Regions from separate parts of the Homo sapiens genome. Here region 1 is linked to region 2. A link is a loop called in an ENCODE intact Hi-C map of the cell type or tissue named here. Cell type or tissue: heart right ventricle. All regions are shown on one strand. Each heading gives the region's core, and the rest is flanking DNA. Links, peaks and the distances in the headings are about the cores only.

What was found. Hi-C counts contacts between places; a loop is a spot of excess contacts. Peaks named below come from ENCODE experiments on the same cell type or tissue, not always from the same donor. Only the 100,000 strongest peaks of a DNase experiment are listed, where the experiment ranks them.
Region 1: a loop joins it to region 2, with 4 times the contacts of the local background. A loop is called at or near these places in 25 of 110 quality-filtered maps.

The regions. Positions count from the first base shown.
Region 1 is chr19:47,591,750-47,606,944 of GRCh38, reverse strand. No RefSeq gene overlaps it. Among named protein-coding and RNA genes, the nearest start is that of BICRA-AS2, 9.3 kb to the left of the region's middle. RefSeq lists an enhancer at 2,636-2,705 and silencers at 6,169-6,218, 6,369-6,558. In heart right ventricle, for the core only: a CTCF peak has its summit at 6,301; DNase peaks (open chromatin) are centred at 5,750, 6,444 and 7,884; H3K4me3 peaks cover 2,945 bases; H3K27ac peaks cover 2,736 bases.
Region 2 is chr19:47,431,922-47,447,116 of GRCh38, reverse strand. It overlaps SLC8A2 (solute carrier family 8 member A2), which reads left to right. Exons shown (of 10, transcript NM_015063.3): 5 at 5,677-5,780; 6 at 5,931-5,948; 7 at 9,144-9,268; 8 at 9,556-9,655; 9 at 14,672-14,950. Among named protein-coding and RNA genes, the nearest start is that of MEIS3, 20 kb to the right of the region's middle. RefSeq lists enhancers at 1-470, 10,022-10,523 and silencers at 857-906, 4,928-5,075. In heart right ventricle, for the core only: a CTCF peak has its summit at 10,302 (motif pointing left); a DNase peak (open chromatin) is centred at 10,296; H3K27me3 peaks cover 3,664 bases.

The DNA of each region.
Region 1 (15,195 bases), core at 3,877-8,876, 160 kb before region 2:
GGGTCATGAGGAAGAATGAGCTAGGGAGAGCTGCACCTGAGAGGAAGTGCCATATAAATGCTGGCCGTTATCATTAGTAAGTAAACAGGAAGTTATCAGTTCCACAAGTGAATACCTTATGCAATGTCCCAAACATAAAAGCATGATAGATCTATAACTTAGTACAGTGGTGTTCACCGCAATGCTATTTACAATAGCAAAGACATGGAATCAACTCAGGTGCCCACCAACAGTGGATTGGATAAAGAAAATGTGATAAATGTACACCATGGAATACTATGCAGTCATAAAAAAGAATGAAGCCTGGTGCGGTGGCTCACACCTGTAATTCCAGCACTTTGGGAGGCCGAGGCAGGTGGATCACTTGAGGTCAGGAGTTGGAGACCAGCCTGGCCAGCAAAGGGAAACCCCATCTCTACTGAAAATACAAAAATTATTTGGGTGTGGTGGCAGGCACCTGTAGTCCCAGCTACTCGGGAGGCTGAGGCAAGGGAATTACTTGAGCCTGGGAGGCGGAGGTTGCAGTGAGCCGAGATAGCGCCGTTGCACTCCAGGCTGGGCAACAGAGCAAGACTCTGTCTCAAAAATAAATAAATAAATAAATAATGAAATAATGTCCTTTGCAGCAACACAGATGCAGCTGGAGGTCATTATCCTAAGCAAACTGACACAGGAACAGATAACCAAATACCTCATCTTCTCACTTATAAGTGGGAGGTAAACATTGGGTATGCATGGACATGAAGATGGGACAGATAAACACTGGGGACTACCAGAGTGGGGAGGTAGGGATAGGAGACAAATGTTGAAAAACTAACTTTCGGGGGCGGGCATGGTGGCTCATGCCTGTAATCCCAGCCCTTTGGGAGGCCGAGGCAGGAGGAACACGAGATCAGGAGTTCAAGACCAGCCTCGCCAACATAGTGAAACCCTGTCTCTACTAAAAATACAAAACTTAGCCAGGCATGGTGGCATATGCCTGTAGTCCCAGCTACTTGGGAGGCTGAAGTGGGAGAATCGCTTGAACCCGGGACACAGAGGTTGCAGTGAGCCGAGACCATGCCATTGCACTCCAGCCTGGGCGACAGAGTGAGACTCTGTCTCAAAAAAAAAGACAAAACAAAACTAACTTTCAGGTACTATGCTCAGTACCTAGGTGACGGGCTCATTCGTACCCCAAACCTAGGCATCATGCAATAAAAGAAAAAAAAGCCTCCATGGCCCAGGTGTGTAGGGGCTCACACCCATAATCCCAGCACTTTGGGAGGCTAAGGCAGGCAGATCACTTGAGGTGAGGGGTTCCAGAGCATCTTGTTCAACGCAGCGAAAATACAAAAATTACAAAATCTAATGTATTAAAAATACAAAAATCAGCCCGGCATGGTGGCGTATGCTGAGGCACGAGAATTGCTTGAACACCAGAGGTCGAGGCTGCAGTGAGCCAAGATTGCGCCACTGCACTCCAGCCTGGGCAACAGAGCAAGAGTCTGTCTCAAAACAAACAAACAAACAGGCCGGGCACGGTGGCTCATGCCTGTAATCTCAGCATTTTGGGAGGCCGAGGCAGGTGGATCACCTGAAGTCAGGAGTTTGAGACCAGCCTGGCCAACATGGTGAAACCCCGTCTCTACTAAAAATACAAAAATTAGCCAGGCGTGGTGGCATGTGCCTGTGTTCCCAGCTACTCAGGAGGCTGAGGCAGGAGAATCACTTGAACCCGGGAGGTGGTGGTTGCAGTGAGCTCAGATTGCGCCACTGCACTCGCCTGGCAACAGCCCAAGACTCTGTCTCAAAAAAATAATAATAATAACACAAAAGAAATTAGCCAGGCATGGTGGCGCACACCTATAATCCCAGCTACTCTGGAGGCTGAGGCAGGAGAATTGCTTGAACCCGGCAGGCGGAGGTTGCAGTGAGCCAGGATCACGCCACTGCACTCCAGCCTCGGCGAGAGTGAGACTCCGTCTCAAACAAAAACAAAAACAAGTCCGGGCGCGGTGGCTCACGCCTGTAATCCCAGCACTTTGGGAGGCCGAGGCAGGTGGATCACCTGAAGTCAGGAGTTCGAGACCAGCCTGGCCAACATGGTGAAACCCCCCCATCTCTACAAAAATGCAAAAAGTAGCTGGGCGTGGTAGAAGACGCCTGTAATCCCAGCTACTGGGGAGGCTGAGGCAGGAGAATCGCTTGAACCTGGGAGGCGGAGGTTGCAGTGAGCTGAGATCACGCCATTGCACTCCAGCCTGGGCAACAAAAGTAAGACTCCATCTCAAAAACAAAACAAACAAGCAAACAAAAAAACAAAAACAAGCAGTGATCATCCACCACCCACTGGAGGTGTGTGGACCCTCTGAGAAGCAGCAGTATACACTTTTTTTACTTTATGTTTGTATAGTCTGAGTCTTCCTAACTCTGCACTTCCACAGCCACTGATGGAGCTACACTTTTAGAGTGTTAACTGGGTGGTGAACACAGTTTCTGATGAGAACTGCCCACAGGGGAGAGACCTTTAGTTACCCCCATCATACAGTGTAGAAAACTCAATTGGCTCCGAGAAGGGAAGTGTTTTGCCCAGTCACGCACCCACAAAGTGAGACGCAGCCCTCATCTGAAGCCGTCACTGTACACTGGGACCTGAAGTGTAGCACTTGTGTTTCTGTCATAGCTGCCAGCCCCGGGGGACTCAGAACTAGGGGACTCACTGGAGACTTCGTCAGAGTCTATTCATTCATATTTTTTTAGTATCTAGTGTGTCAAGGATCCTGTGGTGACCAACACCACCCGGGTTCCTGCCTCCCACACAACTCACAATCTATTTGCCTCCCACACAACTCACAATCTATTTGCCTCCCACACAACTCACAATCTATTAGGCAACACAGCCAACAAGCAAGTAAGCAAATAAGTCGCTTAATTAGCCTCGGTTTGCGAGCCTCAGTTTACCTCCCTTGGTCATGCCCTTTTTGGCAGTTCCCAGGTTCCTTTGGTACATTGTAGAATATCCACTGCCCCTAAAACAGTGCTTGGTGCTTAGTAAATGCTCAATAAAAGTTTGCTGAATAGATATTAACAACATCCACCCACCTCATACACACACCTGACCTCTTAGGGAGATGGTCTTGGGGCCATGCCACTTGGAATGGCTCTGGTAGGGTGCAGAGGACACCAACAAGAAGCCAGCCCTGGCCCCGTGCAGTGGCTCACGCCCGTAACCCTAGCACTTTGGGAGGCTGAGGTGGGCAGATTGCCAGAGCTCAGGAGTTCGAGACCAGCCTGGGCAACACGGCGAAACCCCATCTCTACAAAAATAGAAAAAATTAGCTGGGCGTGGTGGTGCGCACCTGTAGTACCAGCTACTTGGAAGGCTGAGGGAGGAGAATCGCTTGAACCCAAAAGAGGGAGGTTGCAGTGAGCTGAGATCGCGCCACTGCACTCTAGCCTGGGTGACAGAGGGAGATTCCGTCTCAAAAAAACAAAAAAACTCAGGCCGGGCACGGTGTCTCACGCCTGTAATCCCAACACTTTGGGACGCTGAGGCAGGTGGACCACCCGAAGTCGGGAGTTTGAGACCAGCCTGACCAACATGGAGAAACCCCGTCTCTACCAAAAATACAAAATTAGCTGGGCATCATGGCACATGCCCGTAATCCCAGCTACTCAGGAGGCTGAGGACAGAGAATTGTTTGAATCCGGAAGCCGGAGGTTGCAGTGAGCCAAGATCGCGCCATAGCACTCCAGCCTGGGCAACGAGAGCAAAACTCCGTCTCAAAAAAAGATAAAAAGAGGCCAGCCCCATGCCTAGCCATGGCTGATAGCCATTAGTCCCCACCCTGCCTGAGTGACCCTGGGACAAGTCACTGAACCTGTCTGGGTCTGACTGCTCAACTCAGTTACTTCTTTCTTTTTCTTTTTTCTTTTCTTTTCTTCTCTTTCTTTCTTTCTCTTTTTCCCTCCTTTTTCTTTCTCTCTTTCCTCCTTCCTTCCTTCCCTTCTCTCTCTATCCTCTCTTCTTTTTTTCTGAGATGGAGTTTCACTCTTGTTGCCCAGGCTGGAGTGCAATGGTGCGATCTCGGCTCACTGCAACCTCCGCCTCCCAGGTTCAAGCAATTCTCCTGCCTCAGCCTCCCAAGTAGCTGGGATTATAGGTATGCACCACCATGCCCAGCAAATGTTTATTTTTATTTTTTTCAGTACAGACGGAGTTTCACCATGTTGGTCAGGCTGGTTTTGAACTCCTGACCTCAAGTGATCCACCTGCCTTCAGCCTCCCAAAGTCCTGGGATTACAAGCGTGAGCCACCGTGCCCAGCCCTTTCTCTCTCTCTCTCTCTCTCGTTCTTTCTTTCTTTTTTTAGATGATGGAGTCTCGCTCTGTCGCCCAGGATGGAGTGCAGTGGCTCAATCTTGACTCACTGCAACCTCCATCTCCCAGGTTCAAGCAATTCTCCTGCCTCAGCCTCCCAAGTAGCTGGGACTACAGATGCGCGCATACCACCACGCCCAGCTAATTTTTTGTATTTTTAGTAGAGACGGGTTTTCACCATATTGGTCAGGCTGGTGTTGAACTCCTGACCTTGTCATCTGCCAGCCTTGGCCTCCCAAAGTTCTGGGATTACAGGCATGAGCCACCTCACCCTTCCTTCCTTTCTCTTTCTCTATCTTTCTTTCTCTTTCTTTCTTTCTTGACAGTCACGCAAGCTGGAGTGCAGTGGCGCAATCTCAGCTCACTGCAACGCGCGCCTCCAAGGGTTGAAGCGATTCCAAGCAGCTGGGATTACAGGCACCCGCCACCATGCCCAGCTAGTTTTTGTATTTTTAGTAGAGACAGGGTTTCATCATATTGGCCAGGCTGGTCTCGAACTCTTGGCCTCAAGTGATCCCCCCATCTTGGCCTCCCAAAGTGGTGGGATTACAGGCACCAACTCAGTTCTTAATGGGGGACTCATAACTTGCATATGATTCTCAAATGGAATTTTTTAAACGATCCCTTGGTACAGCATCTGGGTTTTAGCTACCAGGCAGTGGAACTAAGGGGGTGGATCAAAGGGCATTGATTCCCTGGCAATCCCTGCCCTGGGAGAGCAAACGTCTGTTTTTCCTGCTCTGTCCTGTCTGTCCCCTGACATCCTGGAAAGCCTGTCCAAGTTTCAGAGTTAATGAGTGAGTGTGGTCCACACTGTTCTAGAATCAGTGGGGAAGGTCAGAGGCAGCCAAAGGGATGACCAAAGACCAGTGTTGGGGATCAATATGGGCCCAGATCGAAAGAGACCTGCTGTCCTTCGGGAGTGACACGCCCCTTCTATTTGAGAATCAGGCGCAAGTTATGAGTCCTAGGTTAAGCACTGAGTTAGGCAGTCAGACCCAGACAGGTTCAGCGACTTGTCCCCAAGGCCAGCCAGGCAGGGTGGGGACTAAATCAGTACACCCAGGTGTTCTGTGGCTGAGTCACCAGATGAACCTAGGGCAAGTCACTTCTCCAGCTCCTCCATTTTCTCATCTCTTCAATGGGAGTGTATCGTCAGGCACCCAAATCTGCCCCTGTCCCCAAACATTTTATTATGACAATGTTCAGGCCAGGCGCGGTAGCTCACGTCTGTAATCCCAGCACTTTGGGAGGCCAAGGCGGGAGGATTACCTGAGGTCGGGAGTTCGAGACCAGCCTGACCAACATGGAGAAACCCCGTCTCTACTAGAAATACAAAAATTAGCAAGGCGTGGTGGCGCATGCCTGTAATCCCAGCTACTCGGGAGGCTGAGACAGGAGAATCGCTTGAACCCGGGAGGCGGAGGTTGTGGGTGAGCCGAGATCGCGCCATTGCACTCCAGCTTGGGCGACAAGAGCGAAACTCCGTCTCAAAAAGAAAGAAAGAAAGAAAGAAAAGCAAAGAAACGAAAAGAAAATTTCTCCAACCCAAGTTGTTTCTCGACCTGGGAGGCTGCTGGTGCCACATGGAGTTTTAGTTTTCTGTAGAGCGGCGCACAAGATACGTGCATTTTCCCGTATGCATGTAAGAACCAGGGGAAAGAAATGAAAGCCTTGCCCAATCCAAAAACACCCCTGCGTCCCCTCCAGGTTCTGTTAAATAGGGGCGAGGGGAACAAGTTCCCATTGGAGACGTTTCCGGGTCCGGATTTTAGCAGCTAGGCGGTGGAAATAAAGTGGGGGATGAGAGGGCATTGATGCCGGGGCGATCTCCGCCCTCTGACCGCTCCCTTCAAATGCGGCTGGGACCGCGGAGTGCGCCGCCCCAGCTCCTGGCCCTGCCCGCCCGCGCCGAGCGCCCGGAGCGCCCAGACTGCGAGCCGCCACGAAATCAGGCAACTGCGCGCCCAGCCCTGCCTCGGGTCCTCAGCGCGGCAAGTGCCGGGGGCGGAGCCCAGCCGCCTATTGGCCCAGGTCTGGGGGCGGAGCCACGACTCCATCACCGTCCCAACCCCAAACCCCATCGGGTTAAATGGGCCTCTCGCCGGTCGGGGGATTATTCGTCGGGAGGCGGGGCCTGGGTTTGTTTACACACTATCATTGGCCAGATTTGAATCGGGCCTACTGCGGGCGGGCCACGGGGCGGGGCTACAGCGGGCCACGGCCGCCGCCTGACAGCTTCTGGGAGGCAGGGCCAGTCCTGGACGCGCGGTCCCTGAGCACCGCGATCCCTGGAGCTGGGGTACCCTCGGCGGATGCGGAGAGTCGGGCGTTGGGGGGCGCAGGTTGGGGCTTCTGCCTGTCCGTTTTTTGACAAACACTAACCAAGGGGTGAGGTTGAGTAGCATTGTTTTTTTTGTTGTTGTTCTCGTAAAAATTTGTGGGAAAAAAAAAAAAAGACCAGAAACAACCTAGTTGTCCATCGATGGGGGACTCAGATAAGCAGTGGTGCGGCCCGCAATGGGATGCGGAGTCACCGTAAAACGAGGAAGGGATACTTGAACTGACACGGTATGAGCTATGTAGCCTGACAAGGTAGGAGAGGAGAAAAAAAAAGGTATAAAAATGTAAAAGGTGGAGATGAAAAAATACAAGCTTTTGCTTGTTAAATACACAGAATATCTTGAAAAGCAGAAGCGAACTGCGGCAGGGCGCGGTGGCTCACGCCTGTAATCCCAGGTCTTTGGGAGGCCGAGGCGGGCGGATCACATGAGGTCAGGAGTTCGAGACCAGACTGGCCAACATGGCAAAACCCCATTTCTACTAAAAATACAAAAAATTAGCCGGGCATGGTGGCGCGCGCCTGTAATCCCAGCTACTCGGGAGGCTGAGCAAGGAGAATCGCTTGATCCTGGGAGGCGGAGGTTGCGGTGAGCCGCTACTGCACTCCAGCCTGGGTGACAGAGCGAGACTTTGTCTAGGGAAAAAAAAAAAAAAAGCAAACTGGTCACAGCAGTTTTCCGTGGGGAAACAGGGGTGGGTGGATGTTAGGTCTTTTTCTACCTTTGTAAAGTTTGAGCCTAGTGTCACCTATTCAAAAAAATACACACAAAATATTCAAATACGTGCACACACAAAAAAATCAAATACACAAAAACATTCAAAGAAATACACACAAAAAATCCAATAAATACACAAATTCTGAGAATTTCCCGTTTTCATCCACATGTCCCTTTGCTCCTGCTCTTGCCCTAGAGCTCCTGCCCTAGAGGCTGTGGACCTCCCACCTGCAGCCCCCGCAGCCCCTGCACCCCGCAGCGTTTGGGGGATAGAGAACACGCTAAGAATGTGTCTTCATTTATCGGGTATTGTTACTCATGCACCACCAAATAAAATATTCTGACTCAAGAGTGGCTTTATTTATTTGTTGCTTTAAGCCTTGTAGTCATCACTGAGATATTTAACATTCCAACTATGTGGGAGGGGCCGCTTCCTTGGCTATGCTTGGGGGAGGGTGACAGGAGAAACGCACCAGGCCATCTTAGGAAAGAGAAGAGAAAGTCGAAACTAGGAAAGGCCCCTTTAAGAAGGGAAGCGGTCTCTGCTGGTCAACACCACTGACAGAGGAAGAGCTGGCTGGGTTTTGATTTTTATTATTACTCTGTTCCCGAAGATCTGGAGGAGAGAATGAGTAGACCGCTTGCAGCAATGAGACTAAGTCGAGATTTGGAGTCTGTTAACAGATCTCGGCTGAGTGCGGTGGCTCACACCTGTAATCCTGCACTTTGCGGGGCCGAGACAGGCGGATCATCCCCTTTTTACTACAGGGTTTGTGAAACATTGTTCAGATGGCTATAAAAGTCACCCATGGCTAGAGGGGGATTTACAATGTAGTTATAAGTAATGCTTAACCGAGCTTCTTTCTGTACTTGGATGCTCTCATTGAATGCCTCCAACAATCCTAGCAGGTAGGATATGCTAATATCACCTCCTGCTGATACGGAAACTGAGTCATAGAGAAGTTGCAAAATTGTCAGAGTCAGGGGGCACAGGGATTTGCAGCCCTGTTCCAAAATTTATACTTTTTTTTTTCTAGCAGGGATCTCGCTGACTGGAGTGCAACAACGTGTTCACCACTTGACTTCCTGGGTCCAAGTGATCCTCCAACCTCAGCCTCCACAGTGGCTGGGACCACAGGTGCCACCACCATGCTTGGCTAATCTATTTTTATTTTTCTGTAGAGATGAGGTCTTGTCCTGTTTCCCAGGCTGGTCTCGAACACATGGGCTCAAGAGATCCTCCTGCCTTGGCCTCCCAAAGTGCTGGGATTACAGATGTGAGCCACTGCACCTGCTCCAAAATTCATACTCTTAATCACCACATTACACTGTGCCATGTAAACGTTTTCTGTCTTTAGATGTATTGTTTTAAAAGCTAAAGATATAAGAATCTTAAGCAGATTCTGTTTATTCTTTTTTTTTTTTTTTTTTTTTTTTGAGACAGAGTCTTGCTCTGTCGCCAGGCTGGAGTGCCGTGGTGTGATCTCAGCTCACTGCAACCTCTGCCTCCTGGTTTCAAGTTATTCTCCTGCCTCAGCCTCCCAAGTAGCTGGGAGTACAGGTGTGTGCCACCACACCCAGCTAATTTTTGTATTTTTAGTAGAGACGGGGTTTCACCATGTTGGCCAGGATGGTCTTGATCTCTTGAACTTGTTATCCACCCACCTCAGCCTCCCAAAGTGCTGGGATTACAGGCATGAGCCACCGCACCTGGCTTCAGCCCGCAGATTTTTTTTTTTTTTTTTTTTTTTTTGAGACAGAGTCTCACTCTGTGGCCCAGGCTGGAGTGCAGTGGCACGATCTCGGCTCACTGCAAGCTCTGCCTCCCGGGTTCACGCCATTCTCCTGCCTCAGCCTCCGGAGTAGCTGGGACTACAGGCGCCCATCACCACACCTGGCTAATTTTTTGTGTTTTTAGTAGAGACGGGGTTTCACTGTGCTAGCCAGGATGGTCTCTATCTCCTGACCTCATGATCCGCCTGCCTTAGCCTCCCAAAGTGCTGGGATTACAGGCATGAGCCACTGCGCCTGGCCGACCCGCAGATTCTGAATGAAAGTGAACAATTTTCACATCCGATTTCTGCAACGGAGTTTGTTTTTGTTTTGAATTTCTGGTGACTTTTCCTAAAATTATATTTATTTATTTATTTTTATTATTTTGAGACAGAGTCTCACTGTCGCCATGCTGGAGTGCAGTGACGCAACCTTGGCTCACTGCAACCTCCGCCTCCTGGGTTCAAGCAATTCTCCTGCCTCAGCTTCCAGAGTAGCTGGGACTACAGGCATGAGCCACCACACCCACCTAATTTTTGTATTTTCGGTAGAGACAGGGTTTCACCATGTTGGCCAGGATGGTCTCGATCTTCTGACCTTGTGATCTCCCCAACTCAGCCTCCTAAAGTGCTGGCATTACAGGCGTGAGCCACCACGCCTGGCCTATTTATTTATTTTTTTGAGACAGAGTCTCCGTCTGTCACCCAGGCTGGAGTGCAGTGGCGCGATCTCAGCTCACTGCAACCTCCACCTCCCAGGTTCCATCAATTCTCCTGCCTCAGTCTCCCGAGTAGCTGGGACTACAGGCAATCATAGTTCACTGCAGCCTCAACCCCTTGGCCTCAAGCAATCCTCCTACCTCAGCCTCCTGGCTAGCTGGGAATAAAGGCACACACCACCACACCTGACTAATTTTTGTATTTTTTGTAGAGACAGGGTTTCACCATGTTGCCCAGACTGGACTCAAACTCCTGGGCTCCAATGATGCGCCTGCCTGGGCCTTCCAACACTTCTTTTTTTTTGAGACGGAGTCTTGGTCTGTTGCCAAGGCTGGAGTGCAGTGGCACGATCTTCGATCACTGCAACCTGCACCTCCCAGGTTCAAGCAATTCTCTGCCTCAGCCTCCCGAGTAGCTGGGATTACAGGCGCCCGCTGCCACACCCGGCTAATTTTTTGTATTTTTAGTAGAGACAGGGTTTCACCATCTTGGCCAGGCTGGTCTTGAACTCCTGACCTCGTGATCCACCCGCCTCGGCCTCCCAAAGTGCTGGAATTACAGGCGTGAGCCACCGCGCCTGGCCAAGGCCTCCCAACACTTCTGAGCCCTTTACATACATTAGCTGATGGAATCTTCACAGCAACCTTGAAGTAGGAGCTGTTGTCATCTTCATTTCACAGATGAAGAACCGAGGCACAGAGAAGTTAACTAACTGGCCTAAGTTCTTACATTTCTCTCCAGAAAAGGAAGACGAAGACCAAGAATGGCTGGCGAGGGAGGAAGTGTCCAAAGTTGCTGAGAGAGAAAAGAAGGGAAATTAAGATAAACCACTGGACTGGTGAAGGTGGAAATGATGGTTCAGTGAGGTGGTGAGGGCTGAGGTCAGCTTGCAGAAGGTGGTGAGGAAATGGCCAAGAAACACAGGAAAGGATGCTCAGTCATCAGTATTAGGGAAATGGAAGTCAAAACCACAATGAGATACAACCTCACACCCACTAGAATCATCACGATCAAAAGAGGAAAAAATAGGCCGGGCTCGGTGGCTCATAGTTGGAATCCCAGCCCTTTGGGAGGCCAAGGTGAGTGGATCGCCTGAGGTCAGGAGTTCAAGACCAGCCTGGCCAACATGGTGAAACCCTGTCTCTACTAAAAATGCAAAAATTAGCCGGGTGTGGTGGCAGGCGCCTGTAATCTCAGCTACTCGGGAGGGTGAGGCAGGAGAATTGCTGGAACCCAGGAGGCAGAGGTTGCAGTGAGCTGAGATCGCGCCATTGCACTCCAGCCCAGGCCGACAACAGCAAGACTCCATCTGAAATAAAACAAAATTGTATTTTAAAAAATGCTTAAGGGTTTTTTAAAAGCAAAGGTGTTGAGTATATATGATTTTTAAAAATTGATTGGGCTCAGTAGCTCACGCCTGTTATCCCAGCACTTTGGATGGCAGAGGCAGGCAGATCACGGGGTCAGGAGTTCGAGACCAGCCTGGCCAACATGGTGAAACCCCGTCTCTACTAAAAACACAAAAATTAGCTGGGCCTGGTAGCACATGCCTGCAATCCCAGCTCCTCGGGAGGCTGAGGCAGGAGAATTGCTTGAACCCGGGAGGCGGAGTTTGCAGTGAGTCGAGATGTTGCCACTGCACTCTAGCCTGGGCGACAGAGCAAGACTCTGTCTCGGCGTGGGAAATAAGGCTGGGTGTGATGGCTCACACCTGTAATCCCAGCACTTTGGGAGGCCGAGGTGGGTGGATCACCTGAAGTCAGGAGTTGGATACCACCCTGACCCACATGATGAAACCCCATCTCTACTAAAAATACAAAATTAGCCGATCGTGGTAGTGCATCCCTGTAATCCCAGCTACTTGGGAGGCTGAGGCAGGAGAACTGCTTGAACCTGGGAGGCGAAGGTTGTGGTGAGCCAAGATCACACCATTGCACTCCAGCCTGGGTAACAAGAGTGAAACTTCATCTCAAAAACAAATAATAATAATTAAATAAATAAAAATAAAAAATAATACAGACCAGGCACGGTGGCTCACACCTATAATCCCAGCACTTTGGGATGCTGAGACAGGTGGATCACTTGAGATCAGGAGTTCGAGATCAGCCTGGACAACATGGCAAAATCCCGTCTCTACTAAAAATACAAAAAAAAAAAAAAAAAAAATAGCTGGGCGTGGCTGGGCACGGTGTCTCACTCCTGTAATCCCAGCACTTTGGGAGGCTGAGGTGGGCGGATCACGAGGTCAGGAGATCGAGACCATACTTGCTAACACAGTGAAACCCCGTCTCTACTAAAAATATAAAACAAAATTAGCCGGGCGTGGTGGCAGGCGCCTGTAGTCCCAGCTACTTGGGAGGCTGAGGCAGGAGAATGGTGTGAACCCGGGAGGTGGAGCTTGCAGTGAGCCGAGATCACACCACTGCACTCCAGTGTGGGCAACAGAGCAAGACTCCGTCTCAACAACAACAAAAAAAAAAAAAAGAGAGAGAAAAAAATTAGCTGGGTGTGGTGGTGTGTGCCTGTAGTCTCAGCTATTGGGGAGGCTGAGGCAGGAGAATCGCTTGAACCTGGGAGGTGAAGGTTGCAGTGAGCCAAGATGGCCCCACTGCATTCCAGCCTAGGTGACAGAGTAAGACTCCACCTTAAATAAATAAATTAAATTAAATTAAGTAAAATAAAAAATCATACATATGGCAGCAGCATAGGCAAGGAGAAGAGCCAAAAATGGTTGGTGAGGGGCTGGTGGAAGGCAAGAACCGAGAGGTCTGGGGAGATGGTGGTGGAGTGAGGTTAGGTCAATGCAATGAGTGTTTGTCGGTATCTGCTCTGTGGCGGTTACTGGGAGACCCTGGGGTCTACCTCGTGGAACTCTCGGGTCTGTGGAGGTTACAGACTTCTCCCTAAAGTGGATAGGGGGAGTGAGTCCTGGGGATGTGGGAGCTCAGAGCAGGCACCTGACCCAGCCTGGGGTTTGGGAAGGCTTCCTGGAGGAGGAGGAGGATAAAGAGGAATTGTTAGGAAAAGACAGTGCAGGGAATTCTGAGAATAGAGGAATACACAAACAGTTTGTCCCACGACACACTCACAACACGCTCTGTCACTAGATATGAGGGGGATCTTCTCCCCCCAGGGGACACCAGCCTGTCCTCCAATTCAATTCACTTCTGACACTATCTACCTGGAGACAGCATCAGATCCCACAGGTTGAAGGCTGAGTCCCACAAGATTGCCCCCCACTTCTTTTTTTTTTTTGAGACAGAGTCTCGCTCTGTCTCAAAAGAGTTGCCCAGGCTGGAGTGCTATGGCACAATCTCAGCTCACAGCAACCTCTGCCTCCCGGGTTCAAGCGATTCTTCTGCCTCAGTCTCCCAGGTAGCTGGGATTACAGGCGCCCGCCACCACGACCAAGTCATTTTTGTATTTTTAGTAGAGATGGGGTTTCGCCATGTTGGCCAGGCTGGTCTGGAACTCTTGACCCCAGGTCATCTGCCCGCCTTGGCCTCCCAAAGTGCTGGGATTATAGGCCTGAGTTACTGAGCTCTTTTTTTTTTTTTTTTTTTTTTGAGATGGAGTCTCCCTGTGTCACCCAGGCTGGAGTGCAGTGGTGTGATTTCTGCTCACTGCAACCTCCGCCTCCGGGGTTCAAGTGATTCTCATGCCTCAGCCTCCCTCCCAAGTAGCTGGGATTACAGGCACCCACCACCACACCTGGCTAATTTTTTGTATTTTTAGTAGAGACAGTTTCACCATTTTGGCCAAGCTGGTCTTGAACTCTGAAGCTCAAATGATCCGTCCCCCTTGGCCTCCCAAAGTGCTGGGATGGGATTACAGGTGTAAGCCACTGAGCCAAGCCTGTTCCCTACTTCCAGTGCCGATCTCAAGCTCCAGGTTGTTTAATTTTTTTTTTTTTTTTTTTTGAGACGGAGTCTCGCTCTGTTGCCCAGGCTGGAGTGCAGTGGCGCTATCTCGGCTCACTGCAAACTCCACCTCTCGGGTTCACACCATTCTCCTGCCTCAGTCTCCCGAGTAGCTGGGATTACAGGTGCCTGCCACAACGCCCAGCTAATTTTTGTATCTTTAGTAGAGACCATGTTGGCCAGGCTGGTCTTGAACTCCTGACCTCAAGTGAACTGACCACTTTGGCCTCCCAAAGTGCTGAGATTACAGACATGAGCCATCACACCTGGCCTAATTTAATTTTAATTTTAATTTTGAGACAGAGTCCCAGTCTGTCGCCCAGGCTGGAGTGTAGTGGTATGATCATGGCTCACTGCAGCCTTGACTTCCTGGGCTTAGGTGATCCTCCCACTTCAGCCTCCCGAATAACTGGGACTACAGATGCGTGCCACCATACCTGGCTAAGTTTTTTGTATGTTTTGTAGAGATGGGGTTTCACCATGTTGCCCAGGCTGGTCTTGAACTCCTGGGCTCAAGCAACCCTCTGGTCTTGGCCTCCTGAAGTGTTGGAATTACAGGTGTGAGCCTCCGCTCCTGGCCAGTCAGCTAAGACTTGTGAGATGAATAGAGTTGTCAGATGAGGGTGGAAGGGAAGAGGAGATGCAAAGGCCTAGCACTGGGGAAGGAGGAAAGGCAGGTGGCTAGAAAGTCAGCAGTTTGGCTGAGATGGTCTGAGGGACAGGGCAGACTTGCAGGTACACCAGGGATTTGGGGTTTGACCCCAGAGGTAATCTACAGTCATTAAAGTGTTTGCTGTTTTTTTTAATTGTTACATAATTCGGCCATGTGCGGTGGCTCATGCTTGTAATCCCAGCAATTTGGGAGGCCGAGGAGGGAGGATCACCTGAGGTCAGGAGTTTGAGACCAGCCTGGCCAACATAGTGAAGCCCCATCTCTACTAAAAACACAAAATATTAGCTGGGCATGGTAGTGGGTGCCTGTAGTTCCAGCTACTTGGGAGGCTGAGGCAGGAGAATCACTTTAACCCAGGAGACAGAAGTTTTGGTGACTGAGATCACACCACTGCCCTTCAACCTGGGCAACAGAGCAAGACTCAGTCTCAAAAAAAAAAAAAAGAAAAATTCTGATATAATTTGCCTACCATAAAACTCCTTATTTATTTATTTATTTTTTGGGGGACAGAGTTTCGCTCTTGTTGCCGAGGCTGGAGTGCAATGGCATGATCTCGGCTCCCCGCAACCTCCGGCTCCCAAGTTCTCAATTCTCCTGCCTCAGCCTCCCGAGTAACTGGGATTACAGGCATGCACCACCATGCTCGGCTAATTTTGTATTTTTAGTAGAGATGGGGTTTCTCCATGTTG
Region 2 (15,195 bases), core at 7,797-12,796:
GCTTCTGGGTATGAGGAAGAACCTGGGGAAATAGCGGGGCACCTAACGCGAATCTGGGCGAGGATTTGGGAAAAGATGGTGCTGGAATCTGGGGGCCTGGGAAGGCAGGGCAGGGCCTGGGGAGACACTGGGGAGCCTGAGGGCTGGGATTTAGGAAAATGGGGTCTGGGGAGGTGGGCTGGCTGGATACACTCAGACACACACATGTAGACAGACGTTTACAGATTGGACACAAAGCCATTTATACGCACCACACACACATAGACACACACGGCAGGGCCAGGCGTGGTGGTCAACACCTGTAATCCCAGCGCTTTGGGAGGACGAAGCAGGAGGATCATTTGAGGCCAGGAGTTTGAGAGCAACCTGGGCAACATAGCAAGACTCCTACTCTAAAAATAATTTTTCTAATTAGTGGTGGCGCATGTCTGTAGTGCCAGCACTTTAGGAAACTGAGGCGGGAGGATGGCATGAGCCTTGGAGTTGGAGATCAGCCTCTACTCTGCTAAAAATTGTTTAAAATTAGCTGGGCATGGTGGTGTGCACTTGTAGTCCCAGCTACTTGGGAAGCCAAAGCAGGAAGATGGCTTGAGCCCACGAGTTAGGTGCTGTAGTGAGCTGTGATCACCCACTGCACTCCAGCCTGGGCGACACAGTGAGACCCTGTCTCAAAAAAAGAAAAAAAACACGCAGACACACATAAAATCACGGACACGTACACTAAATTATTAAGTCAGGGCTGTTCTCACGCCCAGATCCCTGGCCACCCCTTACACAGGTGACCGAGTGTCCCCCAATGTGTGCCTGAAGCCTCACATTCCCCCACCCCCCTGCCCAGGATGCAGGCAGCGCCTGCCCCTCCTCTGCCCGCTCTCTTCCGCCCCCGCATGCCCGTCTGTCTCCCTCCTCCGTGCCGCCCACGCGCCTCCTACTCAAGCGGAGTCCCCACCGCGCTCCCCCTCCCTCCTCCTCCCAGCCTCTGCGCTTCCGCCTCGGGCAGCACTCAGCTTCTCACTGCTCTCGCTGTCTCTCCGTCTCTCCCTCTGCATCTCTGCATCTCTCACTCCCTGGGCTGTCTCTCTCTGGGTCTCTGCGTCTCTGTTCATCTGCAGCTGTCTGTCCCCAGCACCTCGCTCTCTGACTCAGCTTATATTTCAGGCACACTCCACACCTTTCCTTCTCTCTCTCTGTCTGGCTTGGTCTCTGTCTGAGGGTTGTTGAGAACTTGGGTTGGGGGCTGCGAGAGGCACCATCCCAGACCCCTCTCTCACACCAAGAGATGGGGGAATGGAGAGTTTTCTTTCTGCTTTTTCCGGTCCTTCTTATAGTCCAACCTGCTTCCCTCCTGCTGCTGCAACCTTACGGCCCTGTCCTCCCCCACATGGCTTCCCCAGGCTGGGACACCCTCTGTCCCCCACCCCCACAAGCTCCCAGCTGTGGCTTCAGAAGACAGAGAACAGGAGGCTAATTAGTGTTTAGGGAAACTCTTCCTTCCTCTGATGGGCAGGCACTAATTAGAGGCGCTTTGAAGCAGCTGGGCTGGAGATGGAGGAGAGACACCCAGAGATGGGGTGGCAGGGAGAGCATGAGAGACAGAGACAGAGACACAGAGATAGACACAGGGAGAGCTGAAGACAGAATAACAGAACTGGAGAGAGAAACAGAGACAGAACAGAGAGACAGAGACACAGAAAGACAGGAACTTAGAGGTCGGGCACGGTGGCTCATGCCTGTAATCTCAGCACTTTGGGAGGCCAACACGGGTGGATCATCTGAGGTCAGGAGTTCGAGACCAGCCTGACCAATATGATGAAACCCCGTCTCTACTAAAAATACAAAAATTAGCCAGGCCTGGTGGCATGCACCTGTAATCCCAGCTACTCGGGAGGCTGAGACAGGAGAATCGCTTGAACCCAGCAGGCGAAGGTTGCTGTGAGCCGAGGTCACGCCATTGCACTCTGGCCTGGGCAACAAGAGCGAAACTCCATCTCCCACCCACCCCACCCCCGAAAAAAAGGAAGAGACACAGAGACAGAGATGCTTTGAGGGAGGGAGAGAGGTGGATATTGAAAGCTGAGATGGAGGGAGACTGAAAGGCAGAGAGATGGAGACGCGATAAAGACATTCATGGAGGAGAGAGACTGACCCAGGGAAGGAGAGGTTCTCACGATGCTGCAGAGAGAAAAGGGAGTTTGGGTCAGTGAGAGACAGGATGAGGAGACTGGGTCTGAGATCAGAGACTGGCAGGGGAGAAGGGCAGGAGAGTGGAGTTTTCAGGAAACAAGGGGGCAGGCTGGGGAGGAAATCTGCTTCCTTTGATCTCAGGAAGTCCTGTCTTGGTCTAGCTCGAGTCCCTCTTGCTGTTTCCTGCGCGTTGGGTTTCTCCTGCATTTGGGTCCCCTGAGGGTGCGCCTGCCAGGCGCAGTTGACGTGCCTGTCACTGCACGTCAGTCACTGTGTGTCAGCGGATCGCAGCATGTCTGCGAGAGTGAGCGACAGAGGTGTGTGTGTCACCCTGTCAGCATGTCACTGTGTCGGCAGCTGTCTGTGTGTGTCAGGGTGTGTGAGGAGCATGTCTCGGGAGACCCTCCCTCCTCGCCGGCCCCAGCATTTCAGCACCGCGGACAGCTCACAGCCCACGCCGAGGTCGGGGGCGGCCCTTTCTTTCCACCCACAGAAAATTGAAAATATCCTGAAACCAGGAGGGTGGAGGTGGGCGGATGTCCCCACATGGCCGTCTTGTGTGCGCCTGTCCTTGCGCGGGTGTCGCTGTGTCTTGTGCGTGTTTGTGTGTTGAGATGCGTCTTTTGAATGACTGCCTGATTGAAACTCTTCTGCTTGAAGTGTGTTGACTTTTGTTACTCCATTCTTTAGACTCTGAAAGACAGAGACAGGGAGAGAAGAATCCAGATAAAGAAGGGCGGGCCAGGTGCTGTGGCTCACACCTGTAACCCCAGCACTGGGGAGGCCAAGGTGGGAGGATCACTTGAGGCCAGGAATTCAAGACCAGCCTGGGCAACATAGTGAGATCCTGTCTCTATAAAAAATTTAAAAGTAGCCAGGTGTGGTGGCACACGCTTATATTTCCAGCTACTTAGGAGGCTGAGGTGGGAGGATTGCTTGAGCCCTGGAGATCAAGGCTGCAGTGAGCCATGATTATGCCACTGCACTCCAGCCTGGGCAACAGAGCGAGACTTTGTTTCAAAAAAAGGGAGAGCAGAGAGATGAGAAGAGACTGAGACAGAGAACGGAGAGAGTCAGAGTCAGAGAGAGAGACTGCTGGAGAGTCAGAGAGACAGAGTCAGAGATGGAGAGATAGACCCAGAGAAGCTGAGAGAGGCAGAGAGAGAAAAGAAGATGGAAAATGTAGGGACAGAGATGCAGAGAGGCACTGAAGGAAGTAAACAGAGACACCAAGAGGCGTCAGGAGTTAGATATAAGGTAGGAGCGTCTACGTGGTACCACAGTGAGGGGCTGCAGGGTGGCGATGTCGCCAAGGCTGTGGTGGGGGAGTCGTGCTAACTGACGGGCATCTGGTCCATGCAGTCTTGCCACTGCAGTGGGAATGGCTGTAGGGTGTGATGGCGTGTGGGTGTGGGCGGTGTGATCGGCTGTGCTTCCTCGATTGGGTGACTGTGTGGGCTGGGTGTTTGTGTTTTTGGGTTCTGGGGCCAGGCCTTGTGGGACTACATGGTTCCTACAGCCTAAAGAGTTGCCAGTGGCAAAGCTGTGGGCATTCTGGGTTTGTGGGTCTTTGGGGTCGAGGGGTGTGGATTATGTGCCTGAAGGTGACAGGTAACTTCTGGCTGTTTCCTGCCACCCCCTGGTTACCATAGGAGCAGAGATGCTGAGAAAATCAGTTAGCATCAGCACTTGGTTAACTCTCCAGATCTGGTTGGGACAGAGAGCAGGAAGCTGAGGGTTTTCTGTGCTGAAGGATTGGAGTTAGCAAAATATGCATGGAGGGTGTGCTCTATGCCAGGGACTGTTCTGGGTGTTGGAGATAAAACAAAAAACATAAATGAACTTACCTGGGGGAACTTAAATTTAAAGATGGGGAAGCAAATGGTAAATGACGAACAATAAACTAAATAAATGTTAGAGGGTGTTAGAAGGTGATATTTAAAGAAGACAGGCCAGGTGCCATGGCTCACATCTGTAATCCCAGCACTTTGGGAGGCCAAGATGGGAGGATCACTTGAGGGCAGGAGTTCAAGACCAGCCTGGGCAATGTGGTGAGACCCCATCTCTACAAAAAATAAAAAATTAACTGAGCATGGTAGTGTATACCTGTAGTCCCAGCTACATGAGAGGCTGAGGCAGGAGGATCGCTTGATCCCAGGACTTTGAGGCTGCATTGAGCTATGATTGCACCACTGCACTCCAACCTGGGTGACACAGCAAGATCTTGTCTCCAAAAATAATAATAAATACATTAAAAAGAAAGACAACAGAGCAGTATAAGGGAGTGCTGGAGGGGGAGCAGTGAGGGATTTCACTATTAAATAAGATGGAAGAAGTGGGCCCCATTGAGAAGGTGAAGTTTGAATGAAGAACTGAGGAAGGGAGCCTGGGGGAAGAGTGTTCTAGGCAGAGGGAACAGCCAGTGCAAAAGCCCTGAGGCATGAGCAGGCCTGGCTTGTTCAAGGAATAGCAAGGAGGCCAGAAAGGGAATGAGTGCTAGATTGCAGGGGGTCTTGTGGGCCATCCTAAGGACTTTGACTTTCATTCTGTGAGAGATAGGAGCCTTGCAAATGTTTTGCACAGGGGAGGAATGCGGTCTGACTTTGGTTCTATCAGGATCACTCTGGCTGCTCTTGAAGGAACAGACTGTGGGCGGTGAGGCTGAAGCATGGGATTGTTTAGCAGGCAACTAGTAATCTAGGTAGGAGACCATAGTGGCTGGGCTGGAGTGCAGGGGTTAACAGTCTGGATTCTGACAGTTGTAAGTTCAAATCCTGTCTCAACCATGAGCTCATACCGCTTTGCTTTATTTTTTTATTATTATTATTTTTTGAGATGGTGTCTCGCTCTGTTGCCAGGCTGGAGTGCAGTGGCATGATCTCAGCTCACTGCAACCTCCACCTCCCAGGTTCAAGCAATTCTCCTGCCTCAGCCTCCCAGGTAGCTGGGACTACAGGCATGTGCCACCACACCCAGCTAATTTTTGTATTTTTAGTAGAGACAGAGTTTCACCATGTTGGACAGGATGGTCTCAATCTCTTGACCTCGTGATCCGCCCGCCTCGGCCTCCCAAAGTGCTGGGATTACAGGCGTGAGCCACCGTGCCCGGCCTATTTTTTAAAATAAATTATTTAATATAAATAGAGATGGGCTCTCAATATATTGCCCAGGCTGGTCTTGAACTCCTGGCCTCAAGCAACCCTCCCTCCTCAGCCTCCTAAAGTTCTGGGATAAGAGGCATGAGCCACCGCACCCAGAATGCTTTACTTTAATCAGACTCAGCTTCCTCACCAGTGCCTGGTTTTGTTTCTGTCAAATGGGGATGATAATAGAGCCTTCCTCCCTGCGTGGTGGTGAGAAGTAAATGAGATTGTGGAGTCTGGGACAGAGGAGGTGCTTGGAAAACTGGGTGGCTGCCAGGAGGGTTGCCTGGTGAGTCTGGGGAGGGGGCCTTACACTGAGTGTTCTGCCTCCCCCTTACCCCCTGCACAGGAAAACTCTTCAGGTGAAGATAGTTGATGACGAGGAATATGAGAAAAAGGATAATTTCTTCATTGAGCTGGGCCAGCCCCAGTGGCTTAAGCGAGGGATTTCAGGTGAGGGGTGACCAGTGGGCTGTGGGAGAAGTAAGGGGTCCAGGGTCGGGGGACTTTCAGGGGCTCAATTGCAGGCACTCCTTAAAGCTCGTGGACCTGAGCTTCGTGGGGAACTGATCTCACTGTCTGCCTGTCTCTGTCTCTCCCCAGCTCTGCTACTCAATCAAGGTGAGTGAAGTCACCTCTGGGCTCTGAGTGGGGAGGAGCCACTGGAAGAGGGCCTGGGGGAGGGTCCCAGCCCCAAAGCTACTCTTCCAGGTTGGGTTTGAGGCAGATTGGAGGTGAGATAAAGGCAGATTCAGGGCTGGGGGACAGTGGGGTCTGGCCTGAGAGTTGGTGGTGCCTGTATGAGTTTGGGATTACAGTTAGCATTTTGGAGGTCAAGATTATGTCTGTAACATGGTGAAACCCCATCTCTTGTAAAGATACAAAAATTACCTGGGTGAGGCCAGGTGCGGTGGCTCACACCTATAATCCCAGCACTTTGGGAGGCCGAGGAGAGTGGATCACCGGAGGTCAGGAGTTAGAGAGCAGCCTGACCAACATGGTGAAACTCCGTCTCTATTAAAAATACAAAATTAGCCGGGCCTGATGGCACACAACTGTAATTCCAGCTACTCAGGAGGCTGAGGCAGGAGAATCGCTCGAACCCGGGAGGTGGAGGTTGCGGTGAGCCGAGATCGCGCCATTGCACTCCACGCTGGGGAACAAGAACGAAACTCTGCCTCAAATAAAAAAAAAAATTAGCTGAGTGTGATGACAGGCATCTGGAATCCCAGCTGCTTGGGAGGCTGAGGCAGGAGAATCGCTTGAACCCGGGAGGCAGAGGTTGCAATGAGCCAAGATGGTGCCACTGCACTCCAGCCTGGGCAACAGAGCAAGACTCCATCTCAAAAGATTATGTCTGTAATCAGGGTTGTAAGTCATACAATCAGATCTGGGTTTGTGAGAGTGAGGTCAGAGAGAATCCAGTTTGGGGTTGATTAGGAGTGAGGTGGGGTTTGGATTGGAGATCGGGGTTAGGACCATGTTAAGGTGAGAGTCACAGTGGAGGTGCTTTCCTGCTGGTGGGATCAGATTAGAATTAGAGTCAGATTTAGGTCAAAGCTAAAGTTGGACTTTGAGGTGAGTAATAGAGTTTGAGGAATTTAGGTTAGAATTGGGGCCAAGGTCAGAGATTGGAGTAAGAGTTAGGGCTAAGGTCAGTGGCTTGGAGATGGACAAAGTCATTTTGGAGTCAAGATCAGAATTGGGATCCGTGGTTAGGATTAGAGTTAGATTAAAGATTGTATTCGTTGGAGGAAGCAATACAAGCTGCTATAACAAACTGACCGACAAGTCACAGGGGCTTAACACAATAAAAGTTATTTCTTTACTGGGCACAATGCCTCATGTCTGTAATCCCAGCACTTTGAGAGGCCCAGGCGGGCGGATCACTTAAGGTCAGGAGTTCAAGACCAGCCTAACCAACATGGTGAAACCCTGTCTCTACTAAAAATACAAAAATTAGCCGGGCATGGTGGTGGGCACCTGTGATCCCACCTACTCAGGAGCCTAAGGCAGGAGAATCACTTGATCCTGGAAAGTGGAGGTTGCAGTGAGCCGAGATCGTGCCACTGCACTCCAGCCTGGGTGACAGAGCGAGACTCCATCTCAGAAAAGTAAGAAAGAGAGAGAGAGAGGGAGGGAGGGGAGGAAGGAAGGAAGGAAGGAAGGAAGAAAGGAAGGAAGGAGGGAGAAGAGAGAAAAAAAGTTATTTCTTGCTCAGGCAAAGTTGTTTTTTGTTTCTTTGTTTGTCTTTGTGAGACGGAGTTTTGCTCTCGTTGCCCAAGCTAGAGTGCAATGGTGCGATCTCGGCTCATGGCAACCTCCACCCCCCGGGGTTCAAGAGATTCTCCTGCCTCAGCCTCCCGAGTAGCTGGGATTACAGGCACCTGCCACCACACCTAGCTAATTTTTTTTGTATTTTTTAGTAGAGATGGGGTTTCACCATGTTGGCCAGGCTGGTCTCGAACTCCTGACCTCAGGTGATCCACCTGCCTTGGCCTCCTAAAGTGCTGGGATTACAGACATGAGCCACTGTACCTGGCCTCTCAGGCAAAGTTTTACGAGAGTGTTCCTAGTTGGTGGGTGGCTTTCTTCTGCCATGTGGCCATTCCATCTTGTGACTCCACTGTGCCAGGGAGCTTTGGCATTGTGGCTGGGTTTGCTGCTGGTGAACAGGGCAAGAGAGTTTCGAGGCTCACATGGGAGGTTTTCGGGGGCTAAGCCTGGAGGGACTGACCATCACTTCTGCCCACATTCTAGTGTCCATAACTCAGGCCGTGGCCACGCCCAGCTGCAAGGGAGGCTGGGAAATGTAGTTCAGCTCTTTGCCCAGGAAGGAGAGGAAACAGGTTCAGGTGAACACACTTCAGCTTCTGCCGTGTGGTCAAGCTCCTCATGAGTGATGGTGTCAGAGTTGGGAGTTGGGACTGAGGTTTGAGGTCAGGTGTAGGACTGGAGTTAGATCTGGAGATAGAGTGTGGGATTTGGCTTGGGGTTATTGATGCTCCAGGTTATGGTGAATGTTAGAGTCGGGATTAGGGTTTAGGGCTAGGGTTGTGCTGAGGTCAGATCCAGGGCTGAGGGTTGGGGTTTGGAGTCAGTGTTGATGACAGGCTTCCATTTGGGGCCACAGTGAGAGTCCAGCTCAGAGTTAGGGACCAGAATTAGGGTTGGGCTGCTGCTGGGCTTGGAGTCAGGGGTCAGCATACTTTGGGGAGAGAAGCGAGCTCAGGACCAGGATGTAGGTGGGTCTGGTTCCAAGATTTGTGCCAAAATCGGATGTCCTCCCCTTTCCTTACCATGTCAGCCACACTCTAGGATGTTTCCAGAAACTGGATGTAGAGACCAGGCCTCCCCTATCAGGGTGGCAACGATGATGATAATGTTGGTGATAATAATAAAGATAGTAACATGTATTGAATATTTATTGTGTGCCAGGCACTGTTCTAAGCACTTCACACGAATTAACTCATTTAAGTCTCACAACCACCCCATGAGGTAGGTACTAATTATTGTGCCCGTTTAACAGTTATGAAAACTAAGGCACAGAGAGGCTCAGGTATTGCCTAAAGTCTCACAGCCTCCACCATACGAACCCCAGAGCCCACCAACTAAAGATCATGAACCAACCCTTGGGAGCTGGACCTCAGGGTTGAAGGAGACGGTGGTCAGGTGGGAGGCTGGGAGGAGTCACCAAGGAGCTTCCCAGAGGAGAACAGATAGGCTTTCTCTAACTATGGGGACAGGTAGTAAAGGCGTCACAGGCCCAATTAGGTAGGTCTCCCAGGAGTCTAACCCCCACCCCTCATGCTGCAGGGGATGGGGACAGGAAGCTAACAGCCGAGGAGGAGGAGGCTCGGAGGATAGCAGAGATGGGCAAGCCAGTTCTTGGGGAGAACTGCCGGCTGGAGGTCATCATCGAGGAGTCATATGATTTTAAGGTGATTTTCCGGGGCCTCACCTTCCTGGAGTCCAGCCTGGTTCATTTCCTTGGGGAGGGTCCGGAAAGCGGGGAGCCACAAGGTTCCTAAGATCAAGCCAAAGAAGGGTCCCACGTCAGGACCACGGACAGCACATGCCTCCCTTTTCCTTGCTTGCCTTCAGAACGGGGGTGTGGAAAGTTGAGGACCCCTGGGCACAGGCTGTGAGCCCCCGACCCAGGACCCAACATGGAGCTTCCCTGGTTCGCTCAGGGGCAGTGACCTCTCCCCCACCCTCTCATCCCCAGAACACGGTGGATAAACTCATCAAGAAAACGAACTTGGCCTTGGTAATTGGGACCCATTCATGGAGGGAGCAGTTTTTAGAGGCAATTACGGTGAGCGCAGGTAAGTGGGGAGGGAGGAGAGAGAAGAGAGAAAGATGGAGAGACAGAGACACAGGGAAAGGGGGAGAAATGAATGGAGAGACAGGCACAAAGATAAACAGGCCGGGCGCGGTGGCTCATGCCTGGAATCCTGGCGCTTTGGGAGGGTGAGGCGGGAGGATTGCTTGAGGCCAGGAGTTTGAGGCTGCAATGAGCCATGATCGTGCCTCTGCACTCCAGCCTGGGCAACAGAGCAAGACGCTGTCTCTAAAAAAAATACAAGCAGGAGAGAGAGACACACAGAAATACACAGGGAGAATCAGAGAGACATGGAGAAGACATGAGACAGAATGAACGGTGCAAACTGAAATGGGCCGGGGAGAGGGAGAGGCAGGTAGATGAGGATACAGAAAGGGCAGAGAAGGGAGAGGTGGTGGCTGGAGCGGCTGGGAGGGTTTGTGTTTGGCTCTGGGCTGAACCGGGAGGGTTCCCAGCCTGGGCTTTCTCCCAGCATCAGGCATCAGGAGGGTGGGAACAGATTAAATGGTGTGGCCACCCCAGAGAGAGCCTGGGTTCCTCCGTTGCCCTGGAGACAGTCACCAGGGCACCGAGCTCTTTCCTACCTGCGCGGGTCACCACCCTCCTTGGCCTCAGACAGGCCCACACTGCCCCCTTGTGGCTAGAGACACTACGACACTTGTACCCACTGACGGTCTTGGAAGCCAACACTGGCCCTTTGTGATATGGACTGGGGAGACTGAGGCTCAGAGACAGAGGAGGGAGTGGCCTGAAGTCCCACAGGGAGTCCAGAAAAGGCCCGAGGTCGGAGCTCAGGGCTTCAATCTCTTACATAACATCAGGGTTAAGGCCCCAGCTCTTGGGGACTGAAGGCGTACATGGAATTGTGGTTGCAAAGAAACTGGGCGAGCAGGATCCAAAGAAACCAGGCTTAAGGGGATGGGAAAATACAAGGCAGCAGTCCTAGAAACACCAGACTGTTTGCCCAGTAGAAACAAAGTGGCATCTCCCTCTGAAGCCACATTCTTCTGACATACTTCTGAGGGATCTTCTGGGCCCGACCCTATGTGAGACATTGCCAGGGACACAGAAGTGATTTCTGGCCCTGTCATGGAGCTTACAGCCCAGTGCAGGAGACAGACATGTCACAAGACACAGACAACCCAGAGTAGGCAGGGCTGGGATGGGAGACCCGGAGGAAAGCCCTGATGCGGTTCCTAACCCAGCCTGAAAGTCAGGGAGGGCTTCCTGGAGGGGGTGGCTTCCCAGCTGAGTCTTCAAATGGGTAAAGATGTCAGCCAGGAGGAGGGAGAAGACAGGGAGAGTGTTTCAGGCAGAGGGAGAGCCAAGCACAGAAGCCCTGGAGTGTGCGAGATTATGGCACATTTTTTGGGTGGGTGCCTGGTGTTGGGCGGGAGGAAGAGGTACCAGGATGAGGCTGGAAATCGGCACATTTCTACACTGCTCCTTGTGGACCACAGTAGGGAGCTTGGGTGGCATTTGAACACACTGGGGAGCCATGGAGGGTTTTGAATGGGGGAAGCCCCTGGGGCTAGAGAGAGCTTGTGGGAGGAAAGTGGAGAGGGTGTGGGTAGAGGCTGTAGAAACTAGCAGTAGAGGCTGGGTGCGGTGGCTCACGCCTGTAATCCTAGCACTTTGGGAGGCCGAGGCAGGTGGATCACCTGAGGTCAGGAGTTCGAGACCAGCCTGACCAACATGGAGAAACCCCGTCTCTACTAAAAATACAAAATTAGCCGGGCATGGTGGCCTGCGCCTGTAATCCTAGGTACTCAGGAGGCTGAGGCAGGAGAATCGCTTGAACCTGGGAGGCAGAGGTTGCGGTGAGCCGAGATAGCACCATTGCACTCCAGCCTGGGCAACAAAGCGAAACTCCGTCTAAAAAAAAAAAAAAAAACGAAGAAAAGAAACTAGCAGGAGACGGGCCCTGCAGAGGCTCCTTTGAGGTTCATTCCACGAACAACGGGGAGATGGCAAGGGGCTCTTTGAGCTTCGGAGCATTTCCTTCCTCTGGGGACTTAGTGGAGACGGAGGATGAGGCGGAACTGAAACGAGGTGGGAGGTGGCGGTCGTAGAGACCCAGCGTACATCGTGCTGTGGGTTTATAGAAACCAGGTGGTTAGATCAGGTGATTAGATCGGGGTGGAGGAAGAATAACAACATAACAATAATAATAACTGTAATAATAATCCTGATTATGACAACGGTGACCCTATCATGTCTTTTTTTTTTGAGATATGTAGTCTCTGTCATCCAGGCTGGAGTGTAGTGGTGTGATCTCGGCTCACTGCAGCCTCCTCAGCCTCCTCCTCCTGGGTTCAAGCGATCCTCCTGACTCAGCCTCCTGAGTAGCTGGGATTACAGGCACCCACCACCATGTCTGGCTAAGTTTTGTATTTTTAGTAGAGATGGGATTTCACCATGTTGGCCGGACTGGTCTTGAACTCCTGACCTCAAGTGATCTGCCCACATCCGCCTCCCAAAGTGCTGGGATTACAGGTGTAAGCTACTGTGCCCAGCTGACCCTATCGTGTCTTGAGTGCCAGGCATGGTTGGAAATTTATTTCCTGTGTGAACTCATTTTAATTAATGTATCCTCAGTGTCTGGATCAGAGCTTGGTCACTTTGCACTTTGTTCAGCACGTGCCTTTTGGTTCTTTGCTGTGCGAGCACAGAGCTGCTGGAGGGGTGAGGGAGAAGGGTAGTCCTCACTCCCTTAGGAGATGAGTCGGGTCCCATCTTGTCGCAGAGCTTTTGTACTTCCTTTACCTCCCTTCCTACTGTAAGCTCCTTGTGGGCTGGACTTGGCATGGAGCATCTTTGAATTTCCCCCAGGCACCAAAAAAGGCCTTCAATCATAACAATCGAAACAACAGTAATAACGCTGGAGGTGTCCGAGACCGTTGACAGCACTTTACATGAACCAACTCATTCTGTCATCACAAGTTTCCCATGAAGCAGGTCCAATTATTTATCACAGATAGGCACCCAGAAGCCCAGAGAGGTGAGGACACTGATTCAGGATCACACAGTGGATCCAGGGTTGGACACCAGAGAGGTGACTTCAGAGTGACAGGCATAACCACGAGCCTCCCTGTAGAGGGGAGCAGCTGGGGAAGTCAGCTGAGGCCAGAGTCCGCAGAATGCCAAGCCTAGGCATGTGGGCCTGGGTTTGAAGGTAGTACAAGAACCAAGGAAGGATTTGAAGCAGGGCAGGCAGAAGCCTCAACTGACATAGTGATGCGGTAATAGCAGCCACCTCTCTCCCAAAGAGCGTGGCCTCCCTGCTCTGACCTCAGCCATGTCTTACATCAGTTAGGGATGCGTTCAGCAGTGACTGGTCAGGAGCTACGTTCGTTCTCATGAGCATCCTTCCAGATGTAATGCGTGCCACACACAAGTGTGCTCATTGATTCTCATTCATTGCTTTATACTAATCAGCTTAGGGTGAGGTAAACAAAACACTGCCTTAGGGCTTTCAGGTTATAAAAGCCACTGCAGGTCGGCTGGGCACGGTGGCCGACACCTGTAATCCCAAAACTTTGGGAGGCCTAGGAGGGCAGATCAGTTGAGGCCAGGAGTTTAAGACCAGCCTGGCCAACATGGCGAAATCCCATCTCTAGTAAAAATACAAAAAAATCAGCCAGGTGGGGTGGTGCACACCTGTGATTCCAGCTACTCAGTAGACTGAGGCATGAGAATCACTCGAACTCAGGAGGCGGAGGTTACAGTAAGCTGAGATCACACTACTGCCTTGGTAACGGAGGGAGGCTCTGTCTCAAAAAAAAAAAAAAGTCACTGCAGGTCAAAAGCTGGTCAAATTAGGTCACAATAGGTGATACAGCTCTAAGCATGAGGCATCATTTACAAAGCTCAGAAAACACATCTGTAACCCAATGCCCACATCAGGAAAGCCAGGGCTTTCCAGAAACCCTCTGTTTATATCTCATTGGCAGACTGGGTCAGATAGTCACTCACAGGAGGAATTCTGGCAAAACAAGTATTTAGCCAGGGACATGGCAACTGCCAACTGCAAGGGATTCTGGGAAAGTGAATACCATATTTTTATCTGAGGCCATAGCTGTTGCTAGTCTCAAGGGATTCTAGGAAAGTGATTAATTTTGGCTGGGTATATAGCCCTCTAGCTGCAAGGGATTCTGGGAAAGTGAGTACATTTAGTGGAGACTGTGGCTCTGGTTAGCTGCAGTGAATCTGAGGAAGTGAATACTTCTAGCTGTGGACTGGCTTTCAGCAGCTGTGAAGGCTTCTGGGAAAATGAATAATTTTAGCTAGGGGTATGGCTGTCCCTGGCAGCAAACGGTCTTGGGGAACTGGATGTTTTTAGCTGGGCAGATGTGGCTTCCTCTAGCTTCAAGGGATTCTGGGAAAGTAACTGTTTTTAGCATTGACTTGGCCACATTTAGGTGCAAGCAGTTCCGGGAAACTAAATATTTTTCACCTGGGTCCATTCATGCTCCTAGCTTCAAGGGATTCTGGGAAAGTAATGGGTTTTAGCTGCTGACTTGGCCACATTTAGGTGCAAGGGATTCTGGGAAAATAAATATTTGTCACCTGGGCCCATTCACACTCCTAGCTTCAAAGGATGCAGGGAAAGTAACTGTTTTTAGCTGCTGACATGGCCACACTTAGGTGCAAGGGATTCTGGGAAAGTAAAATTTTTTTACCTGGACTCAGTCATGCCCCTAGCTCCAAGGGATTCTATGGAAGTAACTGTTTTTACTGCTGACTTAGCCATATTTAGATCCAAAGGATTCTGGGAAAGTAAATATTTTTCACCTGGGCCCAATCAAGCTCCTAGCTTCAAGGGATTCTGGGAAAGTAACTGTTTTTAGCAGTTGACTTGGCCACAGGTAGGTGCAAGGGATTCTGGGAAAGAAGTTCATTCAATGGGACTTGCTGTCAGGAAGTTAGACAAAATGGGGCCTCTGTAGGCAAGGAAGGAAGTCTGAGTGTATGCCCCAGCTGGGTCGTGTGCCCACAGGGGACGAGGAGGAGGAGGAGGACGGGTCCCGGGAGGAGCGGCTGCCGTCGTGCTTTGACTACGTGATGCACTTCCTGACGGTGTTCTGGAAGGTGCTCTTCGCCTGTGTGCCCCCCACCGAGTACTGCCACGGCTGGGCCTGCTTTGGTGTCTCCATCCTGGTCATCGGCCTGCTCACCGCCCTCATTGGGGACCTCGCCTCCCACTTCGGCTGCACCGTTGGCCTCAAGGACTCTGTCAATGCTGTTGTCTTCGTTGCCCTGGGCACCTCCATCCCTGGTAACACCCTGGGAGACTTTGGTGGGGTAGGATCTCAGATGAGCCAGGCAGGGGCAACACAGGATCCTGCCAAAATGAGGTGGGTGGAGTCACACAGCGCCCATGTGGTGGGTCTCAGAGAAATACGGAGGTGGGGCATAATAGAAGCCAGGCAGCGGGTCCCCTAGGTGCAAGATGTGAATTGAATCCTCCCCAAAAGCACCCAGGTAGAAGGTCCCATAAAACTAAGGTAGCAGGAAATGCTA